4 separate regions of the Homo sapiens genome follow, and all the other regions are linked to region 1. The links are chromatin loops, found by intact Hi-C in ENCODE. Cell type or tissue: endothelial cell of umbilical vein. All regions are shown on one strand.

Evidence for each region. Hi-C counts contacts between places; a loop is a spot of excess contacts. Peaks named below come from ENCODE experiments on the same cell type or tissue, not always from the same donor. Only the 100,000 strongest peaks of a DNase experiment are listed, where the experiment ranks them.
Region 2: a loop joins it to region 1, with 10 times the contacts of the local background. A loop is called at or near these places in 9 of 110 quality-filtered maps.
Region 3: it touches region 1 in a loop (4-fold over the local background); 4 of 110 quality-filtered maps call a loop at or near these places.
Region 4: a loop joins it to region 1, with 7 times the contacts of the local background. A loop is called at or near these places in 8 of 110 quality-filtered maps.

What each region holds. Positions count from the first base shown.
Region 1 is chr11:86,738,320-86,743,319 of GRCh38, reverse strand. No RefSeq gene overlaps it. Among named protein-coding and RNA genes, the nearest start is that of PRSS23, 60 kb to the left of the region's middle. RefSeq lists enhancers at 1,649-2,262, 2,399-2,693, 2,263-2,877. In endothelial cell of umbilical vein, no CTCF peak of the experiment used is centred here; DNase peaks (open chromatin) are centred at 1,279, 1,869 and 2,529; H3K27ac peaks cover 4,510 bases.
Region 2 is chr11:86,457,554-86,462,553 of GRCh38, reverse strand. All of the region lies in intron 8 of ME3 (malic enzyme 3), which reads left to right. Among named protein-coding and RNA genes, the nearest start is that of CCDC81, 85 kb to the right of the region's middle. RefSeq lists an enhancer at 2,053-2,581. In endothelial cell of umbilical vein, no CTCF peak of the experiment used is centred here; DNase peaks (open chromatin) are centred at 1,793, 2,393 and 3,363; H3K27ac peaks cover 4,298 bases.
Region 3 is chr11:86,481,681-86,486,680 of GRCh38, reverse strand. The region is part of intron 7 of ME3 (malic enzyme 3); the gene reads left to right. Among named protein-coding and RNA genes, the nearest start is that of CCDC81, 110 kb to the right of the region's middle. RefSeq lists an enhancer at 2,020-2,314. In endothelial cell of umbilical vein, no CTCF peak of the experiment used is centred here; a DNase peak (open chromatin) is centred at 2,240; H3K27ac peaks cover 3,949 bases.
Region 4 is chr11:86,605,896-86,610,895 of GRCh38, reverse strand. All of the region lies in intron 2 of ME3 (malic enzyme 3), which reads left to right. Among named protein-coding and RNA genes, the nearest start is that of ME3, 64 kb to the left of the region's middle. In endothelial cell of umbilical vein, a CTCF peak has its summit at 2,340 (motif pointing right); DNase peaks (open chromatin) are centred at 2,335 and 3,635; H3K27ac peaks cover 3,085 bases.

The sequences.
Region 1 (5,000 bases):
TGGCAACGGGCTGTCAGAGTGGACCAGTACTCTGAAGAGGAAAAAATTATCTGTGTGAAGAAACATGGATTCACTTCAAACCTGTCCTTTCCGAGCTACACTGAGTAAACTGGGACAGCTTCCGGTCCTCCATCCAGGTCACAACCCCACCCCCACAGTCCTCTGGGTAAACTCTGGTATGAAAAATTCATTTCGGATTTGACCAAGGAGCTCAGAAGTTTATGTGATGGGGAGCATAGACTATATCTTGGGAACAATTAGGTCTTCAAGAGGTCTCCATCCTCTGCCTACTTACAAACAGAACACAGCTCAGGTGAGCATCCTGGGAGACACCATTCCCAGTATGGGTTGTTTCAGCGATGGGACATAAGATGTTTGGAATGGGCTACTTCTTGCCATTAGTTCACCTGACATACCAAATATGATCAATATCAAGATTAAAAAAATGAGCATGACAACATATCCCCAAGATGTGGATTTTCAAGAAAAGGGCTCATGTACCTTCAGTCTTGGCCCTCAGCCAGGTCAAGAGTAGAGGAAAGGGTCAGAGGGACCAGCTTGGAGAGAGAATTAGAGAAGAGATTCCTTTGGAGAGAGCTGTTACAGCCCTCTCCCTTAGAGGGAGGCATGGAGGTGCTGCAGGAGAACGTGAAAAGATATTTCTTGCACGAGGGACCATAGAGAACTAGTCCTGAGTAATGTCTGGGAGAGCAGACCATGACTGGGTCCTGGCTCCTGCCCGCTGTGGGCAGAGGATGAGAGAGGAGTAACTTGCTGTCTAGGTTCAGGAACCAGGAGGTGTGCTGGGTGGGTTTGGAATGCATTCCCAGAGTTGTTCAAGGTCATTTCCTATGCACTAGATGTGGGACACACCAGAAAGAGAACCGTTCTGTGGGCCATCTTAGATCTTCTCTGAAAGTGCCTGTGAGAGAAGTGAAGGGATTTTCGCAGGAAGATTGGAAATGTGCTGCTCCTCAATGCCTCAAGTGGCTCCAGGAATGGCGACACATCTGTCAGGGTCAAGGTGACTGCAGGACAGAGGTCCCACAAAGGGACTTGGGAGCAACCCATGGCATGGCCCCTATGAGAAGAGTGCTGCTCTGGCTCACCCAGGGGATGCTTCCCTTGGCCAAAGACCAGACTCAAGTCAAATCTGTACTATTGCTTTACCTCTTCTCCTGCCCATGGCTTTAACTGTGTTGGATCTGAAACAGCAGAGAGAGAGAGAGTGGGGCAGGAGAGGTCCAGGACAGGAGAAGTCAACAGTGTATTATTATGCCATGAGTCATGCTTGTTCAACATACTGGTTATACAAACCAGAAAAGGTTTTGTCTGTTTTTCTTGGTTTGTTGACCTAATTACTAATACACATCTTTACTTTTCTCTTAGAGCCTGATCACATCCCTACCTTTCCATTCCTTCTTTCTGCATCTCATATTTTGTATACACTTCTATGATAGCACTCCATCTTGCATTATAACTGATTGCTTACCACTATTTCCATACTGAAAGATGTGTTCTTTGTGGCAGCAGCTGTATTTTATTTATGTTAATATTCTCTATATCCAGCTCAGTGATGCCATATGGTTGGTATGCAATCAATTCTTGTTAAATGAAAGACTAAATGAATATATGCATATTGATAGGAAGAACTTGGCAAAAGGGAGATATATTTAGGCCTTTTGAAGCTTCTTGAATCTCACCAGCTGGGCTGGGCTCATAGTTCCTGCTTGTAGTTCCATTCACATTCCCTAAAGACCTGGGTAGCTCTTTGAATATTTGGATTTGTTGAGGGGAATCCCAATTATACTCATTAGACAGCACATCCCTGAGGAGGGATGGAAACATTGAGAACACGCTCTCCATCAGGGTAAATAAAAGAAGGGAACTGAGCCACGCCTGTCCAATCTCAACAGAACCCTCTGTTGTACAGGAAACAGTGGAGAAATTGTTCATTTACATCTCATTCCTGATGGAAATATTCCAACTGCAAAGCCAGTGTCAGCTTTGATTTCCTGCCCTGAGAGGAGGCGCGGTCAAAAGGCACAAAGTGGGCTTGTGCAGTCAGAGGAATTAGGTTGGGTAAGAAGAGACTCTCACACTCCATCTTTGTTCAATGGTGGAACTTCTAGCTGGGGTGGTCAACCCAGCCCAGCCCAACCTTAGCCTTGGGGGCCTGTGAGGACTCCATTCTCTTAGAACCACAAGATATCAGGCGGAAGAGTGAAGGGCAGACCAGGCCTGAGGGTCAGTGCCCCAGTCCTTGGCTTGCTTCCTTGAAAAGAGCAAGCACTGAGAGGCCCTGGAGTTTTGGGAATCTGAGTGGCCAAGGGCAGGCAAACGAGAGGCCTATTCCAGGGCCTCCATTCCCAACCATTCCAGTTGCCTTGAAAAAGGAGGAATTCAAATAACCTGGAAAAGGCACTTACAGAGCAAAAGCACAGCCAGTTGCTATCTTACAGCTAATTTTAAAAATGTCCTTTTCTCTTGAAATTTCATCACCATGACTCATCGCACTGCAGGACAAAATTCTGAAGCTCTGAGTCAGACTGGGCACTGGGAGCTGAAGCTCAATGGGAGTTTTACCTAAATAAAGCCTGCAAGCCCAGCCTGCTGTGATACATGCTTAGAAATCTGCTGTTTCAGCAATGCACATGCCCTTGCACCTCTGCTGTTCATACAGTTGCCCACACCTTCCTTCTTCTCTTAGACATGAAGCCCCCCTCCCTTTTTTTCTGAACCTTCAGTTAGTGTGCTGTTATCTTCTGTGATAATTTAGTTCCTTTTCCATATCCAGTCTGCACTGCTATAGGTGCTTTGCTGATACTTGCTGCCTGAACAGGTGTGATGATAAAGCACACGTTTCAGAAAGAATCTAGGATCCTCTTCTCTAAATGCCAATCGAACTGATTGGTATTTAAATTTGGATCTTAGAATGTCAGAGTGGGAAGGAGCCTCATTCTCATGTTATCCACCCTCCCTGTCACTGTAGGTAAGAAATCCAAGACTCAGAGATATCGGCCAACTTGCCTGAGGTTAACACAGCCAGTCAGGATGAGAATCTAGACAAGAAGCCAGGGTCTGCTCATGTCTACATCTCTTTATTAGACTGTCTCTGTTTTTCTTTATTATATGTCCAGATTAATTCCTAAAAACCCACATCTGGGTATTGGAGGAGGGGGGTCATTTTTTGGGGACCTCTAGGAATGAGAATGGAAGGCAATGTTCAGGGCTGAACACCTGCTCCTTGGTATCCCTTGAGCTGCAGTCTGGTGACCTGAGAAGGTGGTTGTTGCACCCATGAAGGCAAGAGACCTGGAGATAGGCCATAGGAGGAAAGGTGGGACTGGTAGGGAGTGGCCTGGAGGCTGAAGACATATTCTCTATTCAGGGATGGTGGCAGTGGCAGGTTAATCAAAGCAACAGAGATGAGGAACTAGACCTATGGAAACTCTGGCTTGTCAACTGTCCTGGGACACATGGTGGGTATGGCTGTTATTGTAAATGAAGATGGGGGCCTGCAGTCAGATGGTAAGGTGGCTCTTGCATCAGGCTGTTGAAATCAGAATTTTGGGGGTTGCTACAGAGGCCCATTCACATGAGCTTAGGTGGAAAGAATCATTGTAAGAATATGGAGACCTCACAGGAAGCCAAGGATAGGTGCCATAGTGCAGCCAGGACCCCTTGGGCCTAAAATCAAGACTCTGTCAGGAGCCAAGGTGGCTAGCTCTAGGCTCCATTCTCTTTGGCTCTGTGTCTCTGTCTCCGATCCCTCTCACCCTCTGTCTCTTGGTGCCTTGTCTTCCCTTTTCTCCTGCCTGCAGTGCTCCTCACTGTAGTTTGCCCATGGCTCAGAATGGCTGCCCCTGTATTGAGTCCATCTCATTAACCTTTGGCTTCATAGCTAACTGGCTATGATTTTTCCAGACTCTAAAATCGTAAGAGAGGAACAAAATTGGCCCCGATCTCATATTTGGTTCTGGTCACAGACATCCCAGTTCTCCCCATGGATTAGCTGTTTATGTCAGATGTCCAATCAACTGTGGCTGTAGGGTTAGGGTCTCCAGGGCACAGCGTGTCAGTAGGGAATGGAGGAAGTTTAGACCATGGAGACACAGATTCCAGCTCTGCCATTTATAGGATCTGTGACTTTGGTCAATGCTCCTTACTTCTCTGAGCCTTAAGTTCCTACTCATCTGTAAAATAATACCAACTTCACAAGGTTGTAATTGCCTGTTGGGTTCTTCCTGCCCTCTGCACAGTCAAAATCTGTTCACTGAGGTTGGGGCATTGCAGTAGAGAAAGAGTTTAATCGACACAAGGCCAGCCCATACAGGAGAACTGGAATTCTCACTCAATTCAGTCTCCTTGAAGGCTCAGAGCTTAGGGGTTTTATGCACAAGTTGGTGGGTAGGGGGCTGGGAAATGGGTGCTGCTTATTGGTTGGGGTTGAAAGAGTAGAGGTGTGGAAAATGGTCCTCATGCAGTGAGTTTGCCTCTGGGTAGAGCCACAGGATTAGCTGAGTCATGAGTCAGAGTCCAGGAGGGGTCAGTCTGAAAGATATCTCAAAAAATCAATTTTAGGTTCTACAATAGTGACACTATCTATAGAAGCAATTAGGGAAGCCACAAATTTTATAACCTCTGGCCACATGACTCCTGAGCGGTAAGGGATTATAGAAACTATGCCAACACTTTAGCAGAATTCGGGCCCTTCCCAGAATCCTATTCTAGTTTACAAAGATAGTTTTCGAAAATAAAATAAAATAAAATAAAAACCCCACAAAGGGAGTTTTCAGTCCCCGAGCAAGGAAAGAGTTCATTTTAGGGAGGGACTATTATCATCCTTGCTTTTCAGTTAACCATAAACTAAATTCTACCCAAGGTTATCTTGGCCTATGCCCAGGAATGACCAAGGACAAGTTGGAGGTCAGAAGCAAGATGGAGACAACTATTTTAGATTTCTCTTACTGTTGTAAGTTTGCAAAGGTGGTTTCAAG
Region 2 (5,000 bases), 280 kb after region 1:
ACACTGGACACCTGCCCCTGCAGCCTCTCTGTTATCCAGGTCATCATTCATGTACAGCTGACCCTTGAACAAAGGTGGTGGTTACAGGTGCCAATGCCCCACACAGTCAAAAATCTGCATAACTTTTGCCTCTCCAGAAACTTAGCTACTAATAGCCTACTGTTGACCAGAAGCCTTACTAATAACATCAGTAGTGGATTAACACATAAATAGACTAGTATCTATCCCTATTTTATGTATGCATGACATACCTAACTTCTTAATTTTTTTGATATTTCTAGGCTACACAGTTCATCTGTGAGTGTTCGCAAATTGTTACAAACCTCCAAAATTTTAAAAAATATATGTATTGAAAAAATCTGCATATAAGTGGACTCACACAGCTCAACCCCATGTTGTTCAAGGATTGACTGTGCTCACATATAAATGCACCTCTACATGTGCTCATACATATTCACATGTGTACCCCACATGCAGACACATGGAGCTGTTTGTTTTTAATTAAATCAATCCATTTGTTTACATTCATTGGTTTTTGTGTCTTGCCTCTATAGCCAATTTTGCTCCCAGGCAAAACCAAGTGGGATGGTTTTCTGGGTCCCAGAGCAAAGAGAAGAAGGACTTCCCATTCTTTTCTCAGAAATTCAAGACTAAAGCCATCAATCTAGAACTCATGAGGACAGCTGGCAAATAGTGCTGGAATGGCAGGAGCCCTGTAAGAACCAGCCTTTGATCAGCTCAGCCTGATGTTTAGGTGTGACCATATCATTAACAACCATAAAGAGGTGGGCAGGAGCATGCGCCACCCAGATCCTCCTTCAAGGAAAGACTTGTTGCCCAGCTGACAGCAAGGCTGTCAGCACATCATGCAGAGCCTCAGAGAGAGAGAGCCACCTCGCCATCCCACCAGGGCCTGGCCTCACCCAGTGATGAGGGAATATGAAGGCTTAACTATTTTAGCCCAGTGCAGGACAACTCAAGCTCCCCATGGAGCTGGCTGAGGCTTTGGGGCCTGCATCACAGCTCAACTTCCCTCTCAACTCATTCTGCTTCCTTCCCTTCCTTCCCACAAGGGCACTTCCTAAAAACATCCTGAACACTCCAATATAACTCAGAATCTTCTTCCAGGGGACCCAAACTGTACCAAATAACATTTTGCATGCACACAGAACTTAAGGTTGAAAGTGCTTTTCATCCTCACTATCTTACAAGTGCCTGGCAACATCCCCCCCTCCCTCACTGGGGGACAAACACAGCTGTCCCACGTCACTAATGAGGAAACTGAAGCCCAGGGGGTTAAAGCTTGCTCACGGCCACACAGCCAGACAAAAGACACAAAGCTGGAACTGGAACCCCATTATGTCTGATTTGGAATTCTCCACTCTCTCCATGGCATCAGGCTGCCTGTTGCTCCTGCACGTGTGAAGTGGTGGAGGGTATCTTCTCGTTAAGGATGAAATTCCAGACCCTGCTGAAACAGTGTGGGTGTCACTGCTCCCTGGCATCCTGCTGCTGTCATCCTGCCCTCCCCATCGTTCCCATTCCTTCCTCTAACTCCTACAGAATGCAGACCTGAAGATGAGGCCCACAGTCACAAGCTGGTTAGGGATGGGTCCAGGCCAGAAGCCTGTGATGTGTGTTCTCATTGTTAAGCAGACAATGAGAAGACTGGTAAGGAATTCCAGGACTAATGAGCCAACATGGCAGATACAGCCCATGCTGCAATGGTCCCCCTTTATCTCCAAATACAAAGTAAGGAGCAATGCCACTTAAGACTACAAGCCATGCTCATAATGGGAGAGGAGCATCTCCATGCACAGAACCACAGAGGGTTGGGAGTGAAGGGGTGAGAGGGAGTGTGGGAAGGAGGAGGAAGCGATGCAGAATCATAGTTGTAAACAGAAACCAAATCACACCACACGTGGGAGCTGGAGACAGATTCTCAGAATCTTCTTGGGAACCACACATGGAGGGGGCTGGAATCGAGCAACCCACATGAAAATGAGACTAGGGTCATGCTACCTACTCTGAACACCAGCCTAGCCTCACATCCTCAGTGGATAGATAGAATTCAATCCTCGGGAGCCCCACTCTACTGATCTCCCAGAGGGCAGGGCCATGCCTGGTGCAGAGCAGGAGCCTAGGGCACATTATTTGACTGTCTCCCAACCAGTCCCACTGTACCATGTGCTCAGAATCACTGACCCCAAGGGGCTGGGCCTCTGAAGCCCGAGCACTTGAAGGGAAGAGAGCTCCCCAGGGCTTCTCATCATCTCTGCCTCCCACCCCAGCTCAGACCCACATAAAGCCTTGGCCCAGGCCCAGGCTGGTCCTTGGTGATCAGAGCTGCCAATGCACTGACTCATTGCTGGCAGCCTCTCAGGAATTTTGGAAAAGGCAGAGGCTCAGGTGACTTTTGTTGTTTCAGCTGGGACCAGAGAAGCATCTCTGCTCTTAGGGAGGAAAGAAAGGCCTAGAAGGGGAAAGGCAGTGGGAATGGTCACACTGGGGACAGGGGAAGGAAGGAGAGCCACACAAGGGGCCAGGTCCAGGGTGCTGCTGACCCAGTTTCCGTGGGTCCCTGGCCTCCACCTGCAAGCTGACCACACAGCATGGCTGGAGCCAGGAAAGCCCCACTGGCTCATCAGCTCTGCAGCTTCCTCCACCTGGCCAGCCTTCCCTGGACCTGCATTGTCCACCAATCCTGCTAAATCTCCAGGCCAGACGCCCATAAAGGCTCCTGTGTGTTATGTCAGGCTATTAGCACCCCCTGTGAGTCCAATGCTTAACAATCAGACATTTCACCAAGACAAGCCTAGGTCTGAATCCCCATTTTCCTGCTTTGTGGCTTTGGACAAGTGGCTGAAATTCTCGGTACCTTCCTTTCCTTATCTGTAAAATGGACTTAACAGTTTTAACAGCCACAACTGCTCATCAGCTAGTACCACCAGAATGGTCAGGGTTTTTTTATAAGGCCAGCATCTGTTATGGTTGGTTGCAGCCTATGCCAATTCCTTGCTAAGTATTTCCAACACCCGTTTATGGCACTGAATTGTTGTAAGGATTGAAGTGATGTATAGGTAGGGACAGGCATGTAGCAGTACTCAGTTCATGGTACCTATTACTATAATCTCTGATGCCTAATAGGCTCGTGACACACAGATACGGGAGGGAAGAAGGAAAGAGGAGACTTAAGGCAGAGATTTTGATGGAGGTGAGGAGAGGGCCACATGTGAGCACAGGACTGGGGAACTCTGGGGAGAAGAGAAGCAGGGCCCCATCTCACTTTTCTCCCCTTTCCCACATATTCCCTATTATTCCAGCCCATTGTATTAGTCACTCTTCTGTGAGTTTTCTGCCAACTCCATGATTTTGAATGTGCTGGTCCCTCTGCCTAGAATTCTCTTCCTGTTCTTCACTACTTTCTGTTTGTCCATAAAGGCTCATTTCACTTCCCCCAGGATAATGCATCCAGGGCCAAGCCACAGACTCTAAATGATCCCACTCTTCCCCAGGATCTGGGAGTGACACTGGACGGTGGTCACCCACTTTACAGAAGGCTTCAAAGTGAGCCAGGGGTAGGGTTCTCAGCCAAGAAATGCAAAATACATCCCTGGAAGATAATGACCTTGTTGGAGAGGGAAGGTGTGGGGGACTTTGCACAGGCTTCAGATGCCACAATAGGGAAGAGGCAGACAGGCAGGAATGGCTGGCTCATCTCTGAAGACCGTGCAGCTCGTTTGTCTTGTTTACAAGATGCCAGGGATTATTTCCAGCTGTCGGGGGTCAACTGCCCTCTCTCTCACCCACCACCACCACTACACACACTGAGTAGCAGTTCTAGGCCTTTCCTTGATCTCTCCCCCTGCCATGAAACTTCCCCTGGTCTCTTTAACCTTTTCTCTCCTCTGTTCCCAAAGCCTTCCTTTTCACTAAGTCCTGTATTCTGAGGCTGTTCTTCACTTCCAGGGCTGTTCCTAGTCCTGAAGTTCATGTGGATCTCATGTATCTGGCTCCTCCGAGATCTCCCCTTTTAGCTGTTGCAACAGCCGAACCTCCAGAGAAGCCAAGAAGATGATCATCATTCCTTCTGGTTCTTTCCAAATTGTGGCAAAACAGGCCTAACCCTATCTTCTCCATTGGCCAGAGAAGTGCCCTCTAGAGAGTCCAGGAGCTCCAGAAAATTCCCTTATGACACAAAATTGCACTGAAGTAATGTAGAAAGCCTTTGCTTGGTGTCCAATAAAGGGGAATCTGAATTTTTGGAACACTTATGCTAGCAACTCCTTGAGAGTTTTATTTGAGAACAAGACTTTTATTTGTCTTTATTTATTCAAGGCCTAGCCCAGAGAAGGCCCAGAACAAACACTCAGCACATACTAATGAATAAATGAATGGCAGTATCTACTGTAGAAAGGTAATTCTTATGGATCGTGGAAGCAGGTGTGGCCTCATAGCAGAGGTTGTTCTGTCCCAATAGGGATCCAGGCCTCCAAAGCCACCGTGGCCAGACCCTGACAGAGCCTAACTCTTTCTGTCCTTCTTGCTGCCTGGGTCAGAAGTTTTCCCTTACCTGATAAAGCAGTAAATTCTTTCCTCCAATAATCTATTGTTCAGCATGGCAACTCCTTTAACTTTGTCAAATCTGACTATTAAAAGCAGAAACTACATTTTCAGCATGTCCTTTTGTGCTATTTCCTGAAGCTACAACCTCAAGTACTCAGTTTGCAGGAAATGTAATTATGGAAATCTCCCTCTGGAAAAAAAAACTTCTTTTTCTTTTACCATGAATAGGAACAACCTGCCACACTTTCAGCTGCCCATGGCATTTATGGGCACAAGTCATGTTCCAGCACATCCCTGGACCCATGGGCTTCTCAGAGTGGTTACCTCGAAACAGCTAAGTAGCTTCCTTTCCAGTTTTAAACCCCTAGTGCATAGCCCAAGAGCACCCCAAAAATGCAGGTTAATGATGGAGATAACTTTATTTGCCAAATTTT
Region 3 (5,000 bases), 260 kb after region 1:
AGCTGGTCAAGCCAGAGTTTCAGCAGCTCAGTGGGCCTCTGAAGACAAAGCATGTTCCCCTCTCACTTGCAAATCTCCAGCCTTCTTGCTGCCTGAAGATTGCACAGGTTTGGCAGAGATGGCCTGCCCATCCTTGGCAAAGTGCTCCCTTGTCCAAGCTCAGCTTCTCCAACCAGAACAGTGGGCTGGAGCCCACAAACTCTGCACAAAGTCTCATCTGGGTGGGCTTCAGGGGTGGGCAAACTGTAATTTGACCTTTGACCCCTCCACTTTTCAGATATGTGACCTTGGGCAGGTTACTAAACTTTTCTGGGTTTCCTTATCTGGAGATAAGAAAAGAGTTTTGTTGGTGTTGTGTTTTGTTTTTTAAGATGAGAGCAAAATAATATTGTGGTTATATAAGGTGGAAATGATCCTGTCAAAAGACAAAATGAATGATGGACTGTAGGATGGGGGGAAAAAGTCCTTGAGTAAGCAAGCAGGAAAAAGGATCCAGTGCACACCTGAAGAGCTTAGTCTTGGAGCACAGAAAATCATCCACAGGGAGAAAGGGAAGGCAGAGTACTGGGCACTGATGGGGCAGGTGGGTAGATGTGGTGGTGGGAGCGAGGGGGAGTCCCATCTGCTTGAAGACAAGGACATCAGCATAGAGTGAGGATGGGGAGGTTTAAGGATAGAGGAAGTGGGACCTAGTTATCTAGGAGAGTGGGAGAATGTCCAGACTGGGAAGCTGGATCATGATCACTGGGCAGCTCTCTGGGCCCCCTTGGGGTTACTGTTTATGAATTTAACTTAAGCTAGTTAACCTGTTTCTTGCTTCCTCAAGCCAGGTTCAACTGTCTGGGTCCAAGGGCAGGAAGACGAAGAGAGCAGGGTGTAATCAGGGTTGGGGATTTTGCCAGGCAAGAGAAAACGGGAAAGAGCAAGGAGTTGAGAGTCTATTCAAGGGAATGATTATAATTGTATCATGAGCTCTAGGCTGGGTAAAAGGGGAGAGAATGGGAGGACGTGGTAAAGGGGAGGGACAAGGGACAGTGAAAGGGTGATCAATGGATAGTAAGTCCTGGTGAGGTTTAGAAACTGTTGAGTTGGATAGTACGTGGAATAAGCTGGAAAGAAAGGAGGTGGTGATCAGAAAGTTAGATGTTTGCAGCTAAGATTATGGAGGAAGGGCTGCTATTGGGATATGGCCACTAAATAAAGCAAATTCAAGGGTCAGCTGCATTAATAGAGGCATAGCATCTAGGACAAGGGAGGTGAATGTCACAATTCATTATCTCCATTTCAGAAATCCTGAATACCACATCCAGTGCTAGAGAAGCTACATTGAGGGTTAAAAATTACCTAAAGTGCCTTTGGAGTGCAATAACTACGATAGTGAAGAGAACCAAAAGCTGAGCCTGGTAGAGAGAAGACTCAGAGACTGCTCTGTCTATGTCAGGGACGTGCTAGTACCTCCAGATTCTAAAAGCTCTTCTTTCAGAAGAGAATTGGACTTGTTTGTATGTATCTACATGGAAAAGAACCAATTGGTGGAATGCTAAAGGAAGCACTTTTCAGCTCAAAATAAATCAGGGCTGTCTCACATTGCACTGGACTGTCTGTGGGAATGAGTTCCCTGTCACAGAAAGAGTTCAAGGATAGGTTGCATGGCTTATTTGTGGTGATATTATAGGAAGGAATTCAAGCATCAGATGTTCTTTAAGCTGCCTTCCCACCCCAGTATTCTATTCTAACCTCTTAAAAAAATCCTCTGTAGCCAACCGGATAGGTATTATTATTCCCATTTTATGCAAGAGAAAACTGAGACTCAGAGAGGCCAAGTTAGCTATCTCAGGTCACACAGTACCTGTCAGGACTACAAGCTGAACCCAGGACTACTGACTCCAAGTACAGACTCTTTCTACAATGCTGTGTCACCTGTGGATGAAAAGAGAAGGGAATGAAATTGGCTTTGAAAGCCCACTTTTTGCTTCCTGTTTCCAGGGCTCACTGCTTATCTAATGAGTCAGTAATCATTCTGTGATTCCCCACAGAAAAGTATTGCTATTCGTGTGAGAAGGTTAAATAAACTAGGATGTAAGAAGCTGTTCAAACTATCCTCAAAATCAGTTCACAGTTTTACAGACACACACACACAGGCAGTCCGGGAGCGGGGGGCGGGATCCTTGGGGAGGGGCATGCGTCAGCCAACAGGAATGTGTCATTAAACAGAAAACATGATGGATTGATGGTTGGTTGTTTTGACTTTCTAATAAGCTATAGCAGATGTTTCTGTGGATACTGTAGGTGGGGAATGAGCTGGTCTCCCCAAGCACTCTTGGGAATACAGTAGCTCCAAGACAGAATGCCCAGCCTGGGGGTGAGTCAGGAGTTCCAAAGTCAAACACAATGTATTTTAAGAAAGAACCTTGGGAAATGTTGACTCCTGCTTTCAACATCCTCATCTCTGTCCAAACATCCTGCTAATAAAAAGCTCCACCTTCCTACCCCTACCCACTAATGGGGATGTATGTTAAGATTTTTTGGCCTGAAATAAACTTACTATGGCTCAGTTCCTGCCGTGGAGCTTGGCCACTGAGGAGAACCTGCCAGGACAGAAGGAATCTCCATTTAGTCTGTGAACCACAGCAACAGACAGCTGGGAGTGTCCTTCTCAAAGCTGAGACAAAGACTGATGGCAAGGACTGATTGCCCCACTCTTCCCGCTCTTTCCCTGTCATGCAGTGGATGGGTGCATTGTACCCGGGCACCACCTCCTGCTGTCACGAGTTTTCCCTGATGGTTTCCATTCACATTTTTCATTTCTGTTACTTACAGTAGCAAGGATGGGAGTTGACTGTGTTCTGAGTTTGCACCTGGAGCCCTAACTCTGTCTGATAATTGGCCTGGGCTGGACAGAAACTTGATGTCAGCAGCAGCTTTGGCCTTTAGGCAGGCCAGGAAAGGAAATCACCCGCTTCTTCCCTAGTTCCCAAACCCTAAATACAGGGATTCTTAAGCTGCTTAGATGAGAGTGTTAAAGAAGGGAAATAATAAATAAACCTTTTTAAAAAGTCATCTACTTTTTAGCTCTAGGAAAATTTTTTTTTTAGTCTCTCCATTTTGTTGTCTCTGTGCATTCATTCATTCATTCTCTCTCTCTCTTTCCCCTCACCATAATCACACACACACACGTAATCCCTGAGATACACACCATATTGGAAATCACAATTTCTCTATTAGTGCTCTTTGTAGAAACTTCTAGTTTTCAGAGAAATTCAGACAGCCCTTGGCCTCTCTGATATCTGGAGCCAGTTACCACAGGCCCACTCCTTAATGTTACCTTCCACACTTGATGTGAGCCCCTGTCCTTCCAGAGCCAACCCCGCTTGCTCCAGCATTCATTCTCTGTGTCACTTCAACCTAAATGGGACTCCTCCCATTCCATCTCTCCTCTGCTACTCATCCCACTTGTTTCTACCTTTACATTTGGACGGCTACCCTAAAGGTTTCTGTTCAAATATACGTACTGTCAAAATGACTAGATGTCTCTACTGTGCCCTGATCAGATTTACAGGGATCAAAGGAATTGTTACTTGTCGGGCCTTTGTGCAGAGCAGAGCACCAAAGTTAAAGCTAAAAACAAGGAGATAAGATTCCAAGACTGTTCACTTGCCTCTTGATCTGTGGTGTCAAGGAACACATCTGTTTCTTTTGCTGTGTTAAAAAACCATCCTAAATCTTACTGGCTTAACATTTTATTTGCTCTTGATTCTTGGAAGCTGAACTGACTCAGCTGGAGTGATTCTTCTCCTGGTCTTGCCAATGGTCACACATATGGCTGCTTTCAGCTGGCTAACTAGCTGGGAGCGGGCTCAGCTGGGACACTGGAAAGGTTGGGCTCCTCTGTTTTTCCATTGAGTCTTAGGGTCTCTCCTTCTTCACATGGCCTCTTCTCTTCACAGGATAGCTGAACGTTTTACATGATAGTCTAGGGCTCCTAAGAACACAAGAGTGGAAGCTGCCAGGCCTTCTTAAGGATGAGACCTGGAACTGGAACAGTCTAACTTCCACCACATTATACTGGTTGAAGCAAATCATAGGTCCATACTAGATTCCAAGGGAGGAGGTTATACAAGGAAATAAATACTAGGAGGTATGGTGCATTGGGGGCCACCAATGTCAGAGACTGCCACACCCTATCTAGCCTGGGTAGGATGAGGAATGGGGCAGCCCTCACTATAGGAAGGCGTGAGAAAAGAATAACTCAGTTACACAGATAAGCAGGGGAATGGTATATAAAATCAATGAGCATGTCTACCTAGTACCTGCTGTACACCAGACACTGAGCCAGGCATAGTGAGCAATACACAGAGAAATAAACAGTCCTCCTCTCAGAGAGCTACATAGTCAAAAACATTTCGTATGTATCTATTGAAGTTTAGATAACCTGAGACTCTACACTTTCTTAGCCTCTAAGTGTCTGTGTAAGTCTGGAGCTCAAGAAGAGTTCTGGTGCAGAAACATAAAGTTGGGAGTTGCCAACCCATAGATAGTATTAATATCAAGGGAATGATTGAGATTTCCCAAAGAGAAGAGAATATGACTCACCATGGTTTTCTGAACTGTGTCCTATGGATAACTGCAAGTCAAAGTGCTCAACAAATTTTAGGACTAGACTAGGATATTGTTGGTAAGAATGGCAAGGAGGGTAAAAGGTTTCATTCCTTGTGCCAGCTCTGATTGCTTAGGACTCTGAACCTCTCTGGGTTCAACAGGGATGAGCATCATGGTTGATTAGCAATGTCTGCCCTGAGCATGGAATAAGGGGTGGCAGCAGTGTGCTATCCTTTGCCCCCTTTGGAGCTGTGAGGAGCCTTGTGACCTAAGCATCTGTGACTCTGTGAGCACTCATGCCAGCTGATCCTGCAACTCCCACAACTAAATAGCAACTCCGAGGCTAAAGGAGGCTCTGGGTTATTTTTCTCCAGGTGTTCAGGATATTTCAAGAGCTAAAG
Region 4 (5,000 bases), 130 kb after region 1:
TCTGGCCAACAGTTGGTGCTGTTTTGTTCAGCAAAACACTTATCACCTATTTGTTGTCAGCCAGTCACTGACTGGGTCTTGAGTTGCAACAAGTCCTCATTGTTTCTCCCAAAGCTCAAAAGCAAATACTCTGTCAGTTATTGTTCATGCTTGTGAGCACAGACCCTGCCCCCCCGCCACCCCCTATTGCAGCAATCTGCCTTTGAGTAGAAGACAAGAGCCACCCCCCAACCCCACAGCCCAAAAGAGAACTACAGGGTGCCAATAGATTCATGCATGCACAGCCACCCTGAGCAGCAAGGGATGTGAGTCGCTCAGGCTGGGCTTCCCAGGGGCCTTGGAATGGAAAGTGGAATCTCCTGCTGCTGCACCTTCTACCTTTGTGCACGGCATCACTCCCATGGCATATGCACTGATTTCCACATTTGCTAAATTTTTAGCACTATCCTCCCCATAATATCTAGGCTCAACTTAAATGCCCCTTTCTCCATGAAATATCAGGAGTAATGGTTCTTTCCTTTGAGGTCTCAAGGTATTTAGTTTCTGCTTGCAGATCACTTTATTATAAAGTATTTCAGACACAGGAAAAAATATAACGATAATATGAAAAATATCCATATACCAATCATCTAGTTTTTTAAATGAAACATTATAAATACATCTGCTGCCCCCTCTATTCATCTCTCTGGTCATGTTCCTTTCATCACCCCTAATGTAATCACTGTCATAAATTTGGTGTTTAATGATTCCCTTGCATGTTTTTACACTTCTACTACACATGGAGGCATTCTTAAAGTATAGCCTTTTGGCATATGTTTAAACATGTTAGACATTATATGAAATGTATGTAGCCTTCCTCAACTTCCTGACTTCTAGGATGGGTCTGATGATAGTTTATACCCTTGAAGGGTTGTGAGGACTAAATGGGTTAACAAATGCAGAGCGCATAAAGAAATGCCTGGTGCATAATGTGTTGAGTAAGTGTTAGCTATTATTATCATTATATTTATATATAATTTTGCTTACTGTGTTTCTAGAGTTATCCATTTTATACATTTGGTTTTAGACCATTTATTTAGCATTCCATCACATCAGTAAACTGAAACTTACTTCTCCATGCCTATGTCGAAGAACATTTAAGTTGTTCCCAATTTTTTGCTATTACAATTTTGTAATCAATATTCTTGTACATGTCTTTGTAAACATGGGCAAGTTTTCTGGCTTAAGAGTGCAGCATTGCTGATATATATTCTTCAGTATGTTTTAACTCACTTCTGACTAGTATACTAGGGTTTGGTTAGGGGTGTGTGTGTGTGCATGCATACATATATGCACACTTATGATTCATAGCAGATTGTAAGCTCCTTGAAGACAGGCCTAATTCAATCATTCACTGATTCATTTAGCAAATATTCATTTGGCACCCAGTATAGGCAGTGTACAGGTCTAGGTGACAGGATGCAAAGATTAAATGGCACAGGCTATCTCCCAGAGCTTTTTCTGCTCTGGAAGACATACTCAGGACACATGTAGTCAGAATCATGGTCATTTCAGAGGGTAAGGGACTTGGTTTTCACTGAATATTCATGATGGACCAGGCACTGTATATACACTGTCAATCAACCACACATTAATGGCACCACTTACTACTTGGGTACCTGGGACTACTCATTAATCTTGCTGAGTCCTGCACCTCTGATGAGAAAGCACTATTTTATTGTGTTTAAGAGAATAAACCTGAGTTCAAATCCAGGCATCACTACATGTCAGCTGCATGACCTTGTATGAAGGATTTAACTTCTCTAAGTTCTTGCTTCCTGGTCTGTAAAATGGTGCTAACTATAGAATCTATCTAAAAGGGATTTATGAAGATTACATGAGAAAAATGCCAGTAAAGTGTTTACACAGTGCCTGACACATAAGAGCTCAATCATTGGTGGCTATAATCACGATCATGTCAATTGTTATCCATTATCCAAAAAAATACGTGCCTTTTTAGAAGTAAGTATATCTGGGAAGTCATTATGGAATTTTTACTTTCTTCATTGCACCAAGACTTACCAGTGAATTATCTTATATACCAGTTAATTATCTGATATACCAGTTACTACCTCTTCTATATGAATGCATATTCACAATGTATTTCATCTCAGCCTTACTGTATTTAGAGAATAGTAAAGTTTTACTTTATTTTTAATTTTTTCAACCAACAGATTTTGCTCTAATTAACAGAAAGAACCGATAACTCCTTGTATTCATCTTGACTGCCCTCTGGACATGGGCAGGTTTCCAAGCCCACAAGTTCTGCCAGCAGCTGCACACTTTAACCTCTAGAGGGAGCTGAGAGGGAATTTGAGTCCATTGCTCTGACTGAGCAAAACGGCATTTAAATTACACCTGAAAACATCACTATCCACTATTGAGAGTGCATCCTCAGAGAAAAATCCTGGGATCATTTCCCCGAATCGATTCAACATTGCCCAGATTGCTTCCATCTCATGCATACTTTGTTTTAGTAGAAATGGGCTTCATTACAGAGTGGTCTCCAGCTCCCCATAGTGGCCCCTCCTAGTAATTTTTTCTAAATTAAGCAAGCGTGCGTGGACTCAAGAGGTACACGGCAGTATTTCTTGGCTGCTTCTTTCTCCCTCTGCAAGAAACAGGAATAACATTTCATAAATAATGAGCTGCAGCTGAACTTTAATCTGCTAGATCCATTTAAAAATGTTTGGAACCTTCCCTGTCTCTCTAAGAATTACCTTCTGGATTTTTCTGGCTTTGTTTTTTGGTTTCTTTTGCATTGTAACCTTATATTAAGGAGTATGCTGCTTATGTTTAAATTAATCAATTCTGAAATAAAATGTATTTACTTTCTCCCCAAACAGTAGCCTGGTGCCAAGCATGTGGGAAATACCTCATAGGTACTTCTGGCACCCAGGGGAGACATGGCATGATCTGTGTCCCAACATGCCAGAAAGAATGATTCCAGGGCCCCATTCTGTTTCTGAAGGTCAAAAGGCAGATAAGTGCCCCCCCAATATCTGAAGGTCTATCATGTCGAACGGGGAGTAGGCGTATTCTGCATGGCTCCAGAGTCCGACCAAGGACGTATAAGAGAGTTCACTGCGAGATCAACTTTTGCTCAATGTAAAATATGTGTATATAATATATATATATATATATTTCTTTTAAAAAAAACACCGACTTCCCTATCTCTAGATGTGATCTATTGGAAGCTGAAAAAAAACAACAAAAACCATCTATCAAAGAGATTGCAGAAGGGAGTGGGAAGTACCTTCCCTCTTAAGTCCCCTCCCACTCTAAGATTCTGCAAGACTTTACAGGAAGGACTTACTCTCCTAGTTTGCCTTTTTTCTGATGATATTCACCAGGCTCTATTTGGATATTTTCCCCTGAAGTTTAAAAAAAAAAAAAAAAAAAAACTATGCCTCTCAACTCATTGTATGTATATGGGGCTATGAATCAGAGAGGAAGAAATGACCACCAATGAGTATGGTGGGAAAAGGGAGGGAGAAAGGGGTTAGGGAAAATTTTGCATGCCTGAGAACATTGAAGGATGAGAGGAGTTAAAGTTCAGCCCCGCCAGTATGTCTGAAATATCCCAGTTACAGCCAGGATATCCCAAATAAGAAGTAGCACCATCACATTTGCAAGTTAGAAAGATCACTCAGAGGAGAGAACAGATTGGTAGATTTCTTCATGGCTGTGAATGTGTTAAGTTGATGGAATTGTTTCAGGAAGCAGTGCTGCACTTAGTCATAAACTCAGCTATGAAAATAAGCCTGTACCTCTATCCAGATCAACAACAGTGACAACAACAACAATAACAAAACCCACAATGTGTCAATGAAAATCAGGCTGTTGGTTTACAAGAAATGTAACTCTATCTCCTCCTGTTGGTGCTTGTTGTTGGTTTTCAGGAAAAGCCTAGTTTGGCATTGAATCCTGAATGAATTTGCTGAAAACAGCAACCTCACATATTTACATTTGTTTCTCCTGGTGACACATGGATTAGAAAAAGAAGTAGGAATGATTAAAACAGGAAGGGTAAGCATTAGTTAACCCACAGCCAGATTTTCAAGACAAATAACATCTAAATCAATACCAATCAACCAACCAAAGACACCACATCCCTCCACTGAAATTCCTCCACTTTTCTGTACTGGGAGAGTTATAAGCACCATGGACTATTGGTCACTTCCCAGTATGCAATGAAGGATTTTCCCATTATGCCCATGTAAGAACATGAGTCCTGATCAGCATCTGGTGAACATCACTCACTGGGGTTGTCAGAAATATTTTGGAAGACTGTCAAGCTCATGGGGCCAAGGGGGATACCTGGTGGAATGTGAGAGCACTAAAAGGGCCCTGAAAACAGCTTCGCTGCAGGCAGACCACTAATTGATTCTTTAGGGTCAGGGCCAGTGTTCTGAGTGGCACTTGTGTGTGTGGCTCTAAGTGGCCAGAGACGCACCCATCTCTCTGCTGTCCACAACAGACTACCCTGATGAGGCACGTCCCTGAGATATTTCCCCAACTGCAGCTCAGCACAGTATGGCAAAGGCCCAGGAGGGAAATAGTGTACATGGAGCCAGGTATGTGACCATCACAGGTGACCTCTCCGAGCCTCAGTATTCTCATTTATAAAATTAATCCTCATCCAACTTACAAAATTGCTGTCACAATCCCATTATATAGTAGAGATCAATGGATAAATTGACCATTGCTATGTAAGGGTCACATGATATTGTTGTTATTCTCAAGTAAGCTGTGGTAGCTTTGGGGAGGGAGGAGGGGTGGAGTCTTCTCTCTGCAACACAGGGTGAACTCCCAGATACTTCACTAGAAGGGATGCACACAGCCTCCAGAAGCTTTTAGAAAATGGCTGTAGTGGAGAAATAGTCAGATTTTTCTGGGCACTTGTGGGAGGCCCATGGGACTTGGGGTGAGGTTGGGGGTAGGCAAACTTAGAGAACAGA